Linked DNA regions of Homo sapiens: region 2 is linked to region 1. The links are chromatin loops, found by intact Hi-C in ENCODE. Cell type or tissue: PC-9. All regions are shown on one strand. Each heading gives the region's core, and the rest is flanking DNA. Links, peaks and the distances in the headings are about the cores only.

Region 1 (7,475 bases), core at 3,064-5,563:
GGAGATTTAAGTTTTGAGTGAATAAACTATTATTGCAGGTACCAGGGTTAAAGGTGAATAAGCAGGGCTTAAGCAACATTGCTCAGTTGATAGATGTCTCTGCAAGTATTCACAAGTGTACATGAGATGTGTGTTGCTATGCTGGACCACATGAATGCAGGCCCAATAAAAGACAAGGCACCATACCTTGAGATTTAAATGGAATTGGTTTAAACATCTGCTTACATGCAATGGAAATAGCACATATTTCTTTCTATCTTGCTGGGAATACTGAGCTTATGATTTTTGCTTTTCCAGGTCACTTTTGGCTGTAAGCTACTGTTCCTGCTGAATTATTTCATCTGTGGGTCATCTTGCTGTAGATCAGCATGCTATCCCTGTCCCATGTTGCAATGGAGAGTGTCCTTGAGACTCCTCGCAAAACACCACTGACATAAGGCATTTGTGTGTGTACTGGAAGCTTACTAAAGGTTGGACACAATAGCAGGACATTGCTACATAATCACAGCAAAGAGTCATAAATCTTTTAGCTGTTAACCTTCTTTTTAAAAGCAGTTTGGCTGACCTCACTCATCACCTAATGTAGTCCAGAAGCTTTGTTGTAAGCAATAGTCACAGAAGTTTTGGCTGGTTTAAGCAGGAAAAGAACTTATTAAAATTTATTGGGTAACTAGCTCACAGAATCTCAAAATGAACCAAAGGGTCAGGTTGTCTCCAGGAATGACACACGAAATCATGCTGCAGAACTTGTCCAGTGAAGAAACCTCAGCTGGCACTGAGTACACCATGGTTTGCACAACTGACAGTAGCAGTCATTGCAGCTCTAACCTATACCATGGCTGCTGCTGCTGTTGATACTCTTCTCCAGAAAGTATTCTCTGCAGTCCCTTCATTATGGCATCATTAGTCCCCTATTCAAAATTTAGGATGGCTGCATCTCATTGATGTTGTGTAGGTCACCTGCCCAAGCTGTTAGCTGCAAGAAAGGCTGAGAAAGTAGACTCTTAATTTGTAAGGTGAAGGATTCTCAAATCCAGGGAGGTAAGTTGTTTATGACAAGTGCTCTCTATGGCAATGTTTCTTCACCTTCAGTGTGCACATGAGCCATTTGGAGATCTTGTTAAAATGCAGATTCTGATTCAGTAGGTTTAGGGTGGGGCCTGAGATTCTACAGCACTCACGTGATGTGAAGCTGCTGATCTGAGGATCACACTTTGAGTAGCAAGGCTCTATAGCACCGATTTTCAAATATGGCTGCATACTGGAGTAACTAGAGAAACATTTATATATATATATATATATATATATATACACACACACACACACACACACTGACTTATGAGCCTTGCCCTCAGCTGATTTAATTGGTTTGGGGCGAGGCATGGGCATATAAATTTTTTAAAGTTCCCCACATGATTCTAATGTACTCAGATACCTTTCACTGCAGGCTCCAACTTTTTGTCACTTTGCAAGGTTATTTTTTATTTTTTTGAGACAGAGTCTCACTGTGTCACCCAGGCTGGAATGCAGTGGGGTGATCTTGGCTCACTACAACCTCCACCTCCCACGCTCAAATGATCCTCCCACCTCAGCCTCCTGAGAAGCAGGGACCACAGGTGCACACTGCCACACCCAGCTAATTTTTTGTATTTTTGGTAGAGACGGGGTTTCACCACATTGCCCAGACTGGTCTCAAACTCCTGAACTCAAGTGATCCATCGGCCTCAGCCTCCCAAAGTGTGGGGATTACAAGCATGAGCTAACATGCTGACCTGCAAGGTTACTTCTTTTCTCCAGCTTCTAGGACCTCCAATTTCCCTGTCTTGCTTGGTTTCTCCCCTTGTAATATGATTACTCTCATTTATTAGGCAGAACAATTTGAAACTCTACTCTTTAGTCCCTTGGGCCTAAGTTTGCATATCTAAAGCTCTATAGAGTTCTGCTAATCCAGTGTTTCCCAAAACTATGTTACTCGCTGCCCTGGGAGTATGTGGTATGAAGTGATGCATAAACAAACATTGTTTTAAATTCTAATCATTCTGTATTTATTTTAATGTCATTGTTAAAAAAATGTAGCTAAAACAGTAAGTCTGATCTTGCAAATATTGTTGTTTAGGACAAGAAGTTAATTTTTAAAACAGGTAAATAATAATAGAGACTCAGGACAGATATAACAAAAATCTTGAAAATGATTTGCAGAAGTGAAGTTCAAGTGCCTATACAAACATAGCCTTCTTTCCAAAGCCGTAGGCTTTAGGAGCACAGAAGAACTGGCAGAGGTGTTCAAAGACACCAGCGTTTTTTTCTTCTCCCCCCATATAGGAAGCAATATAGAGATTTATTTCTGAACTGATACGAATTATGCCACTAATCTTAACACATTGAAATGGATACAGTCAGTTTTGATCTTAGATAAAATTCTTTCTATTAAGCGATTTCAAGAAAACAGCACCAACCTTTGAAAAATTCATGATCTAAAGAAAAGTAAATTATAAGAATAACTTATGAAATATAAAATACAAATAATGTTTAATCCCTTAACCAGCTAATCTTTAACAAGAAAACGGGTGAAACTGTTCAGAATTATTAAGAGCTAATACACAAATCCAGAAAGTCTTAAAACTCCTAAGCAGGAGAAATTTTTTAAAACTCCACATCTACTTACATCATTGTGAAAATTCAGAACACCAAAGAAAAATTGGTCTTAAACATCAAAAAGACTGACAGCAGATTTCTCAGTAGCAATAGAAAATAGAAGATAACAGAGTAATATGCTCAATATTCTGAGGGGGGAAAAAATACTTGTAAACCTAAAATTATATATTCAGTAGAATTATCATGAAACAGCAGGGAAAAATCAAAATATTTCAGGTGGAAAAAAACGCAAGGGTTTACCACATCACACTCTCATTCAAGGAAATTCTAAAGAATTTGCTACAGGCACAAGGAAAATGATTCAGAAGGAAGATCTGAGATATGCAAAGAAATGGTAAGCAAAATGTTGTTACATATGTGGGTGTGTCTAAAAAACGACGTCTAATTTATATGATGAAACCAGGATAGAACTAAAATAGTGAATAACTTATAAACTGAGAGAGGGGAGGGTGTGTAGAGCTAAGACATCCTAAAGGCCTTTGCATTATTCAAGAAGAAAGTAAAGCTATTTATTAGCTTTATATTTTAAGTTTACATTTTAAAATAGTAATACAAATCACTTAAAAATACGGAGTGCATTGGCTCACGCCTGTAATCCCGGCACTTTGGGTGGCTGAGGCGGGCGGATCACGAGGTCAGGAGATTGAGACCATCCTAGCTAACACGGTGAAACCCCATCTCTACTAAAAATACAAAAACAAAATTAGCCGGGCTTGGTGGCAGGCGCCTATAGTCCCAGCTACTCGGGAGACTGAGGCAGGAGAATGGCATGAACCCAGGAGGCGGGGCTTGCAGTGAGCCGAGATTGCGCCACTGCACTCCAGCCTGGGCAACAGAGCGAGACTCTGTCTCAAAATATATATATATATATAATTAATATAATATAATTAATATAATATAATTAATAATTAATATAATATAATTAATAATTAATAATTAATATAATACATATACACACACATAGAGAGAGAGAGAGAGAGAGCCAGAGCGTGAGCATTACTCCAAATAAGTTGAGGAAAAAAACTGAGAAAAAGAAAAAAAAACCACGTATACACAATGCAAAAGAAGCTGCTTCTGTTAGTTTTTGACATTTTAACTTTCTTTTTCGTATGCCATTCTTATTCAAGGTAAGTAGTATTGTATAATTTTTTATTGTGAGCTTTTCATTAAAGGGTCATTTTCTTATGAGAATCACTTTCAGCCTAGGTTGCAGAAGCATTCATTCAAGTCGGTTTTATGTTTGCTTCTGCCAGGCATTCTAGATGCCCCATGTCTAGGATCTCTTAAGGCAGGAGAGAGGGTGATGGTGTAGGAGGATCCATTTCTTGGCTTGGGGATTCCAATAATATATTATAGATTTAAACTCCAAACGTTGATGAAATGCAGGTCTAGGGTTTTGAAATTTAATCAGAGTTAAATACATATTTTCTTCATCCAGAGATGGGACAAGCCTCCTCATCTGCTCGCCATGGGTGTTTCACATTTTCCCTACTCCATCCTTTTCCTAAGGATTTTAGGGACAATGGCGTTTTGCAGAGTACTCAGTTCCAGCTCCCACCCTGAGCCCTTACCTCCTACCACTAAACATCCAGATCTCAAGTTACAGAGAGTAACAACACTTTGCCCACACCTAGGATGACCAATCCTTCTGGTTTCCTTAGGGACGTAGGAATTTCTCAGTGCTAAAATCATGTAAGTCCTGGGCAAACTAGTATGACTGGCTGCCCTACAGCCCAGCCCCCATATCCCGGGCAGGAGAAGAATCAGTTGAATAAGTCATTGCTCTGGTTTTCAGTTTATTTTTGGTACTTGGAATTTCCCTTCTTTTCTTATGGGTTTAGCTGCATATTGAAAATAAAACGTTTTATTTTAATCCCGCATTACTAGGTGTTAGTAATGAGATACTGCTCACGTTATAGAAGTCCACCGTTTTGCCAGCTCAAAAAGTAACATTTTAATGCTTTCCGTCAGTACAGAAGTGAAGTTTGTGGATAAAGGTCATAGCTACTTAGCCCTGTGTGTATAGCTAAGGTGCTGCAGTGGTTCCCGAAGTTACGTGATGGGCTCCACCAACTGGCCCACAGCTTGCTCCTGCTCTACGCCCGTATTCTGACCTTAAGAATGTTCTAGAATTCTCTAGGCAGGCCTAGCGCCTTCCTGTAAGGCCTGGAAGGTGAATTCTCCCATTAAAATGTAAGATCCCTGAGCAAACACATGTTCTGTTATTCTGTTCACTCCTGCATCTGCTGTACCTGGTAATCACAGGCACTCAGTAACTATTTCTTGAAAGAACAAACATCCTGAATGTCAAACTGGCATTTCCTCCCATCCAACCCCTTCTATCTCAAACTTGACAGAAAGGAGTGCAAGTTTCTGGCCTGTTGATGTCTCCTTCTGTTTTCCACAGACTTGCTTCGATTTATTTCTGTAGGCATTTAAAAAAGATTTTGGGGTGAGTGTGAAGCTAAAAGTGATGGCGCTAACCCTGTGCCTTAGAGAAGCCATTTGGAAACTGCAGCCTAGACACATTAGATTATCATTTTTGTAAACTATACCATACATTTCAGTATGCATACTTATTTTAGGGGTGTTTTGGGGGTGATGTGTGTGTCTGTGGGTCTATGTGAGCGCGGCGCCTTCCTGGGACTGAGGCACCGGACCTGCGCACACGCGCTGCGTACCCTACGCCCCCGCCGCGTGGGCGCCGTCGTCCCCCGCAGCCCCCCCACGCAGGGGGCGGGGCGCTGCCACCCATTGGCTGAGGCCGATACCACGCGCCCCGATACCCGGCGCAGGAGCCACCTCCCTGAGCCCCGCGGACCACGCCTCAGTCCGCCTGCGCTCCTCAGCCTGACGGTCCGCCTTTCGGGGCTCCTCAGCCTTGTCACCCGCTCTTGGTTTTCCTTTTCTCTTCATCTTTGGCTCCTTTGACCACTCGAAGCCGCGCAGCGGGTTCCAGCGGACCTCACAGCAGCCCCAGAAGTGGTGCGCCAAGCACAGCCTCTGCTCCTCCTGGAGCCGGTCGGGAACTGCTGCCTGCCGCCATCATGGTGAGTTGAGGGAGAGGCCCGAGGGGCAAGGCTGGCGGAGTCTTCACTCGTGGGTGAAACTCGGCTCTGCAGGGTCGGAAAGTGAAGTCATCCTCGGCTTTCCTGTTTGGGGGGCACCTGCCTGGACGCACCACAGCCATGGCCCACAGAGTTGGGAGAGGCGGCCTGGCAGTGGCGCGGCCTACACAGAGAGGCAGGCGCGGGACGCCAAGGGCGGCAAGGTGGGGGTGGGCCCCGAGGACGCGCTGCCTCGCCGGCCACGTGCAAGGGCCACGGCCTTCTTGAGGCACCCATTTCCCGGTTCGGGTTCTCTACTGGCAGAGGTTTGGGGTGCGGGTTCCCCACCCCCGACTGCCCCACCCCGCCCCCACTCCCACGCGCTCCCCCACTCACGCGCCTCCGCCCCTCCCCCACTCCCACGCGCCTCCGCCCCGCCAGCCTCATTTCTGGCGCGCTCTCCCCGTGGCTCCGCAAGATGGCGGCGGGCCTGCTGAGGGACTTGCCTTCTTAAACTTCGAGGGCCGGAGCTTCCTTAGGAAGTGGTTCCCTCCTGGTCCCTGTACTTGGTGGGGTGGGCGGGGTTCGTGGGGGCCTCAGCGTGGGGTGTGGGGCGTCCTGAAGGCATGGCCCTGTAGCTGAGGGGGCTGGGCCGGAAGTGCCTCTGGTCCCCTCGCGCCTGTCAGCTGCGGGGGACTTGCTGATGGCGGCTCCCTCGTGTGGCGGCGACAGAAAAGCTCGCCTGACGCCATCTTTGCCGCACGAGGTTGGTTTCAGCAGTTACCATTAAGAATTTTAGAATTTTTAAATTCTGGGTACGGTTTTTTCCCTCTCGATAAACCAGGATCCTTTGACAAAATGTCCATTTGGTAGATAGCGTTGGGTGTGCGTTTTTGTGAGTTTGGTAAATGCCTAGCGTTGCTTCAGCGCCACCACAAGATGCAGCTCTGAACACGCAGACCAACCACTGAGTCACGAACGCGCGTATTACATGCTGTGTGTGTGTCTGCATTGATAATTCTCAGTCTCTTCAGGGAGGAAATTTATACACAGTTTATATTACCATGTATAAACATTAAAATAAAAATAAACACCTATTATGTGTAATTGTGCAACATATAGTTATCCATGCTAATAAAAAGTAATCACCTTGAGTTGTAAGTAATTATTTATTATAACACTTTTCATTTTTAGAGTTAAATCCGAATTGTTTCATTGGATTATTTTTCTGATTATAAAAGTATCATATTTACTCATTTGAAAACAATCGCTGTAAGAAAATAGCAATCCATCTTAATCCCAACACTTATAACCGTTAAATTTTGGTACATGTATGACCTTCTAGATTATTTTTATGCATGTATTGCATATAGATGGGCCAACTTTTACAAGAGTTACACCGTGCTGCATAATACTATTTTACAACTTGCATCTTTCAATTGATGTGGGCATTGTTCTGAAGATAATTTTAATTTTCAGTATATGTTAAAAATTATACCATTATTTTACCGAATTCGCTTATGATGAATACTTTTTCAATATTAAAACAATACTATCATGGGCTGGGCGCGGTGGCTCACGCCTGTAATCAATCTCTTTAGGAGGCTGAGGCGGGTGGATCACTTGAGGTCAGGAGTTCGAGACCAGCCTGGCTAATACGGCGAAACCCCATCGCTACTAAAAACAGAAAAATTTGCCAGGCGTGGTGGTGCGCACTTGTAATCCCAGCTACTCGGGAGGCTGAGGCAGGAGAATCACTTGAACCTGTGAGGC
Region 2 (7,475 bases), core at 1,608-4,107, 120 kb before region 1:
TTCCTCTAACCTTTTTTCAAGGTTCTTAGCTTCCTTGCATTGGGTTGGAACATGCTCCTTTAGCTCAGAAGAATTTGTTATTAACCACCATCTGAAGCCTACTTCTGTCAATTCGTCAATCTCATTCTCTATCCAGTTTTGTTCCCTTGCTGGCAAGGAGTTGTGATCCTTTGGAGGAGAACAGGTGTTCTGGTTTTTGGAATTTTCAGCCTTTTTACGCTGTTTTTTTCTCATCTCCATGGATTTATCTACCTTTGGTCTTTGATGTTGGTGACCTTCAGATGGGGTTTCTGTGTGGACATCCTCTTTGTTGATGTTGATGTTATTCCTTTCTGTTTGTTAGTTTTCCTTCAGGCCCCTCTGCTGCAGGTCTGCTGGAGTTTGCTGGAGGTCCATTCCAGACCCTGTTTTCCTGGGTATCACCAGTGGAGGCTGCAAAACAGCAAAGATTGCTGCCTGTGCCTTCCTCTGGAAGCTTTGTTCCAGAGGGGCACCTGCCAGATGCCTCCTGTATGAGGTGTCTGTTGACCCCTCCTGGGAGGTGTCTCCCAGTCAGGAGGCACAGGGGTCAGGGACCCACTTGAGGAGGCAGTCTGTCCCTTCACAGAGCTCAAGCGCTGTGCTAGGAGTTCCACTGCTCTCTTCAGAGCTGGCAGGCAGGAACATTTAAGTCAGCTGAAGCTGTACCCACAGCCGCCCCTTCCCCCAGGTGCTCTGTCCGAGGGAGATGGGAGTTTTATCTATAAGCCCCTGACTGGGACTGCTGCCTTTCTTTCAGAGATGCCCTTCCCAGAGAGGAGGAATCTAGAGAAAAAGGGAGTGGTGGGAGTGTAAATTAGTTCAACCATTGTGGAAGACAATGTGGCAATTCCTCAAGGATTTAGAACCAGAAATACCATTTCACCCAGCAAGCCCATTACTCGGTATATACCCAAAGGATTATAAATCATTCTACTATAAAGACACATGCACGCATATGTTTATTGCAGCACTGTTCACAATAGCAAAGACTTGGAACCAATCCAAATGCCCATCAGTGATAGACTGGATAAAGAAAATGTGGTATATATACACCATGGAATACTATGCAGCCATAAAAAAGAATGAGTTCATGTCCTTTGCAGGGACATGGATGAAGCTGGAAACCATCATCCTCAGCAAACTAACACAAGAACAGAAAACCAAACACCACATGTTCTCACTCATAAATGGGAGTTGAACAAGGAGAACACATGGGCACAGGGATGGGAACATCACACACCGGGGCCTGTTGTGAGGTGGGGGGCTAGGGGAAGGATAGCATTAGGAGAAATACCTAATGTAGATGACGGGTTGATGGGTGCAGCAAACCACCATGGCACATGTATACCTATGTAACAAACCTGGACATTCTGCACATGTATCCCAGAACTTAAAGTATAATTTAAAAAAAGAAAAAATTATTAAAATTGTAAATTTTATGTTATGTATATTTTACCACAATAAAAAAATTTGTTAATGTCATTCCTCTATTCCACCTTCATCTTCTTGAATCTCATCCACACACTTTGTGAGGGCTGGGGCCATGTGTTTCTTTCTCACCTCTGCATCTGTGGCCCCAGAGCAGAGGCTGACCCATTGCACACACTCAATTAATATTTTCTTAATTAAGGAATGAATAAAAGCTAAAGTATATTAAAGGAGGGAGACACAGTAGAAGAATTTGAGATGGGTAAGTTCAGAGTAAGTGTTTTCCAGAACTCCAAGATTAACAATATGATCTAGGGAACAAACAAGGAGATTGAGAATAAGAAGACTTTGCCCTATGGACTCTAACTCCATCTCTTCTTCTCTGGGCTAAGTTTACCCCTCAGACTGTCTTGAACTGGTGAGAACATATCTGATTATCTTTAAGTATGATTCACTCTTTGGAAAATCATGCTATTAGGCCTGATTGAGTAGTGAAAACCTTAATTATTCAAAATGAATTCATTTAAGCTGCCTAATTTCATTAGTTAGTATTCTTTTAACTCCAAGTTAAAAAAACCCACATCAACATGACTTGAACAATAAGATTCAACAATATCTTCAGGCTGATGTCCAGCTCTTTCTATATATTCTTTCTTTATATTTTGTATAATATCAGCAGAAACACTAATTGTTTCATGATAGATTCATCTGAAATGTGACAAAGAGTCTTCTCTTGGCCAAACTTTACTCAGGATTCTGGACCTTCTCCCAGGGCCCATCTGTGCACTTCCTTGTAAAATCCAGCTTTAGCAAAGGGACCTGCTTAGTAAGTTTAGCCAGAACGCTCTGTCTTCAATATCTGATTATCCTTGATATCTGATTATGTTACACACCCTCCATCATCCCCCAGGTGATGTCTGATCACCCTGGCCTGTCTTCAGCAAGAATCTTGTTGGGTCGGTTTAGCCAGAATCTCCCTTAGTAATTTTCCAACCACTGACCCTCACCCTGCTCCTTGGCTGTAAATTTCTCCTTTCCATATTCAGAGTTGAGTCCAATCTCTCTCCCTGACTGCAAGATCCCATTTTAATTGTCCCCACACCTATTGTAATGGTCTTGAATTGAAGTCTTCCTTACCATGCTTTAACAAGTATCATTGAATAATTTGTTTCTCAACAAATTTACTCATCCTTACAGAAGTGAAGCAGCCTGAACCAAGAGTGTTACTAATTCACTGTTGGGGAGGGGAGTAATGAATCGTGAATACACAGTCCTTTCCTCCAGTACCCCTCATTGTTGGAGAGTATTCATCCACAGTGATTAGGCTGGAGATCAGTCAGGAGTGGGTACACCAGAGGGATATCTTGGAATCAGTTTATATCATAATGAAAGAGCAGTGGTTCTCAAATATGGGTAATTTTGCCTCCCCAGGGGACATTTGGCAATATATAGAGGATTTTTTTTTTTGTCTAAACTGGGGTGGAGGTGGGGTGATAGTCCTCCTGGAATGCAGTGAGTAAAGGCCAGGATGTTACTAAACATCTTAGAATGCAGAGGACAGCCCTCTTACCTCACAAAGAAATATCTGGTCCAAATGTCAAGAGTAACAAGGTTGAAAACCCCTGAGACACAACGTTAGATCTGTATACCCATAGTAAAAAATTTCTGTCTAGAAGTTGAAAGAGAATAGGCACCATGATAAAATGAGCAAAAAGAATCTTGGAACTAGACTTCATAATGAACATTAGATCAACAGAAAGCCCTTGTTTCAAAAGCAATTGGCTGAAAATGTAATACATTATTTGTTCAGACGAAAATGCCAACCTGCTGATAAGGAATGAGGTTGACATGGTCTATTCCTTGTTAAAGTCCTAGAAGTTAAGTCCCTGGGTGCCAGTGTGGGCTCCTGCACTAACTAAGTAGTTGTGTTATTGTAAAGTCACTTAAAGATAGAAGGACCAATTTCCCCAGATGGATCACTGGGTTTCAAACACTTCTATCTGCCTCTGGAGGTGCCACAGGGATTTTCTGGTGAGGGGTACAAGTAATCCGCCTGCCCCCTTTTCACCCTCCTGCACCAAATCACCTATGCTTTATGTATTTGACATGAAATAGGTCAAAATATAAGCAGTATAATTCATATGTGCTAGATTATATATATGCAGTGTTCCTTTGTTTCTAGAATTGATCTCATTGTCCTCTTAGGTGTTCTTTCCAGTGGAGAGAGTAAAATCTTAAACTCATTGATTAAAGTTATCTCAATATTTTCCTGTTTAAAACAGCCTTTTTCAGTTTACTAACACCAAAAATTTTTTATCTATGGGGTTTTTTCTTTGTTCAGTTTTCAGTAAACAGCAGAATACCTTCTTCAAATGATATAGAAGCCAAGTATAGACATGATGGAGTAAAAACAGTAAATATCAGCCAGGCACGTTGGCTCATGCCTGTAAGCCCAGCACTTTGGGAGGCTGAGGCAGGTGAATCACAAGGTCAGGAGTTTGAGACCAGCCTGGCCAACATGGTGAAACCCTGCCTTTACTAAAAATACAAAAAATTAGCTGGGTGTAGTGGTGCACACCTGTAATCTCAGCTACTCAGGAGGCCAAGGCAGGAGAATCACTTGAACCCAGGAGGCGGAGGTTGCAGTGAGCCCAGATCGTGCCACTGCACTCCAGCCTGGGCGACAGAGTGAGACTTCATCTCAAAAAAAAAAAAAAAATGTAAATGTCTAGTCATATAGTCAAATCAAATGATGCAACTTGGCTGTTTTCTCTCTTCTCCAAGATAGCATCTAGAGGGAGGAAAATTGCATGATCTCCAGGGGAGAAGCCCGCTGGCCTATGTGCAGGTTTTCATGCTGTCCTCTGAAAACCACCTGGTTCCTTGTTTCTACTGGTCACTAGATGACTGGCTATCATCAACGATGCTTGATGATTTGAGCTGTTCTCTTTGGCACCCCTGGGACCAGGTGGTTCCCTGACCACCTCCCCCAGCCAGCCCAGCCCACCCCCACCGCCTGCTATATCTGATTTGTTTAGGCCTTTCAATACTGGGAGAGCAGCAGGGCTGCCATTCTCCACCCAAGCTCTGAGAATACCACATTAAGGACTTAGTTTTGGCTACATTAATATTTGCTTTATTCACCTCATTTCTTAACGACCATTTAAAGTTTTCCACTTTGCTTAGCCAAATTTGTGCACAATTTGCCCCTCTTTCTTTCCCCTTTGTTGTACCTATTCTCTTATAAATCATTCTAACCTATTTCCCTATCTGTTGTTTCAGCATAATTTTTCCTTTCATAGGGGTTCTGAGGCTAGCAGCTGTAGCTTGGAATAGAAGGAATCCAGGCTAGACCCAGGATGGGGGTCCACACAAACACTTTCTTTTGTTTTTATTTTAACTATATTCGTTGGTAGAGGCTCTACAGGCTAATAGTTGCAGCTTGAACCAGCTGGAATCCAAGCTTTGCCCAGCATTAGGATTTACACCAAAATTCTTGCATTACTTCTTACTCACATTTTAGATATGACAGATAACAGTAACCAAATATCATATATTTTTCTTTTTCTTTTTCTTGTTACTCTGCATTTCCTTAGGCATCCAGTGAGACAACTTCTTAGAGTTGGGTCCATCATTTTAAAATTCCATTGGTAACTTTTACCTTCAGTAACTGATTATAGCACAGCTATAGTTCCATATCATGGCTGACTCTGTAGCCATCCAGAAATGAAAAGTTCATTAACATCCACCCTTTCATCCTTTTTCTTCCCAAACTACATGCTCCAGTGAGTCAGGTTTGGTCCCATGAATCCCTCTTCTGACACCAACTGTGATAATTTGGAGCCAACTACAAGTTTAGAGAGCACAATATCCACAAAATGGCCCTCACTTCTGACAGCAACTGCAATTTCTGGTAGGTTCCCAAAGCCACTTTCAGTTTTCATAATTTTCCATAAGGACTCACAGGATTTCACTGAAAGTTGTTATACTGATTTTTACAGTTTATTATAGGGAAAGGATGCATATTCAAATTAGTCAAAGGAAGAAGTACAGGGCAGAGTTTGGGAAGATGCCAAACCTGAAGCTTCTGTGTCCCCTTTCCTGTGGAGTCAGCATGTATACTTTCCCAGCATCAATGTGTGGCAATATGCAGAGTATTGCCAGTGAGAGAAGCTCACCTGAACTTCAGTATCCAGAGTTTATATTGGGGTTTCATTATGTGCACATGACTGACAGACTGCCAACATGATTGAATTCAGTCTCTAAGTTGACTTACACCATGTGACCCAAAGCTCACACTCTGAATCACATGTTGATCTTTCTAGCATGACCAGCCCCCACCCTAAATCACATATTTGGTCTTTCTTGTGTAGCTAGCCTCACCCTAAGATCTGGTGTGGCCAGCTGCCACCCTAAACAAGGACACTCCCATTAAGTATTATATAGATCAACTCTCAGAAGCTGAGGGCAAAAGCTAGTCCTCTCTCGGGGTGAGGCCAAATTTTTTACTACACAGACCTGTACCTCACACCATATATAAATATTGACTCAAAATAGGCCAAAGACCTAAATTTAAGAGCTAAAACTATAAAATTCAGAATAAAACAAAGGTGTAAATTTTCATGACCTCCCACTAGGCAGAGGTTTCTTAGATACATCACCAAAAGTACAAGTGACAAAGGCAAAAATAGATAAATGGGACTTGACCAAAATGTAAAATATTTGTGTCTTAAAGGACACTATCAAGAAAGTGAAAAACAACCTACAAAATGGGTGATAATATTTGTACTTTTTTTTAGTATTTATAATGAATTTTTAAAATTTAATCTTTATTGGTTTAACTATAAAATTAATATTGCTCATTCTAAAATATCACATTTTAGGAGTTTATAACCCACCAAAAGGGAATCCAATAGTAACTTCCTATAAGAAAGCTACTCTTAACAATTTGGGGCAATATTCACAGAAATAACATTTTTACAAAAAATTTAAACTTTAAACACTGCTTTACAACTTGTTGTTTTCCCTTAATTTATATCAAGGCCACATTCTGTGTCAGTAGTTACATTGCTATTTCGTATTATACTATATGAATTTACAATTATTTACTGCTTCTCTATGAATGCACACTGGGGTTGTTTCCATTTTTTCTTTATTAAAAACAGTGCATCAGTGGGCATCCTTCATATGTAATTTTGATTGAAGTTACACATGAATAAAAGTCAGAGCTAACTGTGTAGATGTCTTTTCAAGTACTTCAGTGGATATCTGCTGTTTTGACCTGCCCAGTTAATTCTCTCATCTTCCTGTAACACATCCCATTTTCCTTTGGAGAATTGCCTCCCATATTCCATGCAGTTCTTAATGGGGCTGCAAATCAGAGTACCCTGCTACTCTGGCCATAGTAATTAGTGCAATAGGAGAGCCTGTGACCCAACCGAGTAATCAGATCCCTTCTCTGGGATTTAACATACGAATCCTAGCAAAGAAAAGCTCTTTCTTTACTTGGAGATGGTTCCTGGAAACATAGGAGCCTAGAGCTCTGTAGCCAGACTATCCCTTCCTTACTGCCTGAAGGGATCCCACTTAGAGTCAGAAAAATAAAATAGGTAAGAATGAGACTATTGCACAGAGGAAAACAGGTATGATCAAGAATGAGCTAATGACATTCACATTACTGAATCCAGTCCTAACCGAAGCAGTATCCACTCCTAGACTTCCCAGTTACTATATATAACAAATTCTCTTTTCTGTAGTTGGGTTTCTGTCTTTCATACAATAGTCCTCCCTTATCTGTGTGGTTTTGCTTTCCACGGTTTCAGTTACCCACGTTCAATAGCAGTCTGAAAATAGATGAGTACACTGCAATAAGATATTTTGAGAGAGAGAGAAAGCATGTTCAGATAACTTTTATTACAGTATATTGTTTTAATTGGTCCATTTTATTACTAGTTATTGTTGTTAACCTCTTACTGTGCCTAATTTATAAATTAAACTTTATCATAGACACATATGTATAGAAAAAA

What was found. A loop is a pair of places that touch in the nucleus more often than their neighbours do. Peaks named below come from ENCODE experiments on the same cell type or tissue, not always from the same donor. Only the 100,000 strongest peaks of a DNase experiment are listed, where the experiment ranks them.
Region 2: a loop joins it to region 1, with 7 times the contacts of the local background. A loop is called at or near these places in 2 of 110 quality-filtered maps.

What each region holds. Positions count from the first base shown.
Region 1 is chr3:16,603,433-16,610,907 of GRCh38, reverse strand. It overlaps DAZL (deleted in azoospermia like), which reads left to right and starts at 5,485. Exons shown (of 11, transcript NM_001351.4): 1 at 5,485-5,705. The coding sequence starts at 5,703. In PC-9, for the core only: no CTCF peak of the experiment used is centred there; a DNase peak (open chromatin) is centred at 4,337; H3K27ac peaks cover 1,336 bases.
Region 2 is chr3:16,724,462-16,731,936 of GRCh38, reverse strand. All of the region lies in intron 1 of PLCL2UT (PLCL2 upstream transcript), which reads right to left. Among named protein-coding and RNA genes, the nearest start is that of PLCL2UT, 4.0 kb to the right of the region's middle. In PC-9, for the core only: no CTCF peak of the experiment used is centred there; DNase peaks (open chromatin) are centred at 2,376 and 3,016; H3K4me3 peaks cover 1,724 bases; H3K27ac peaks cover 2,500 bases.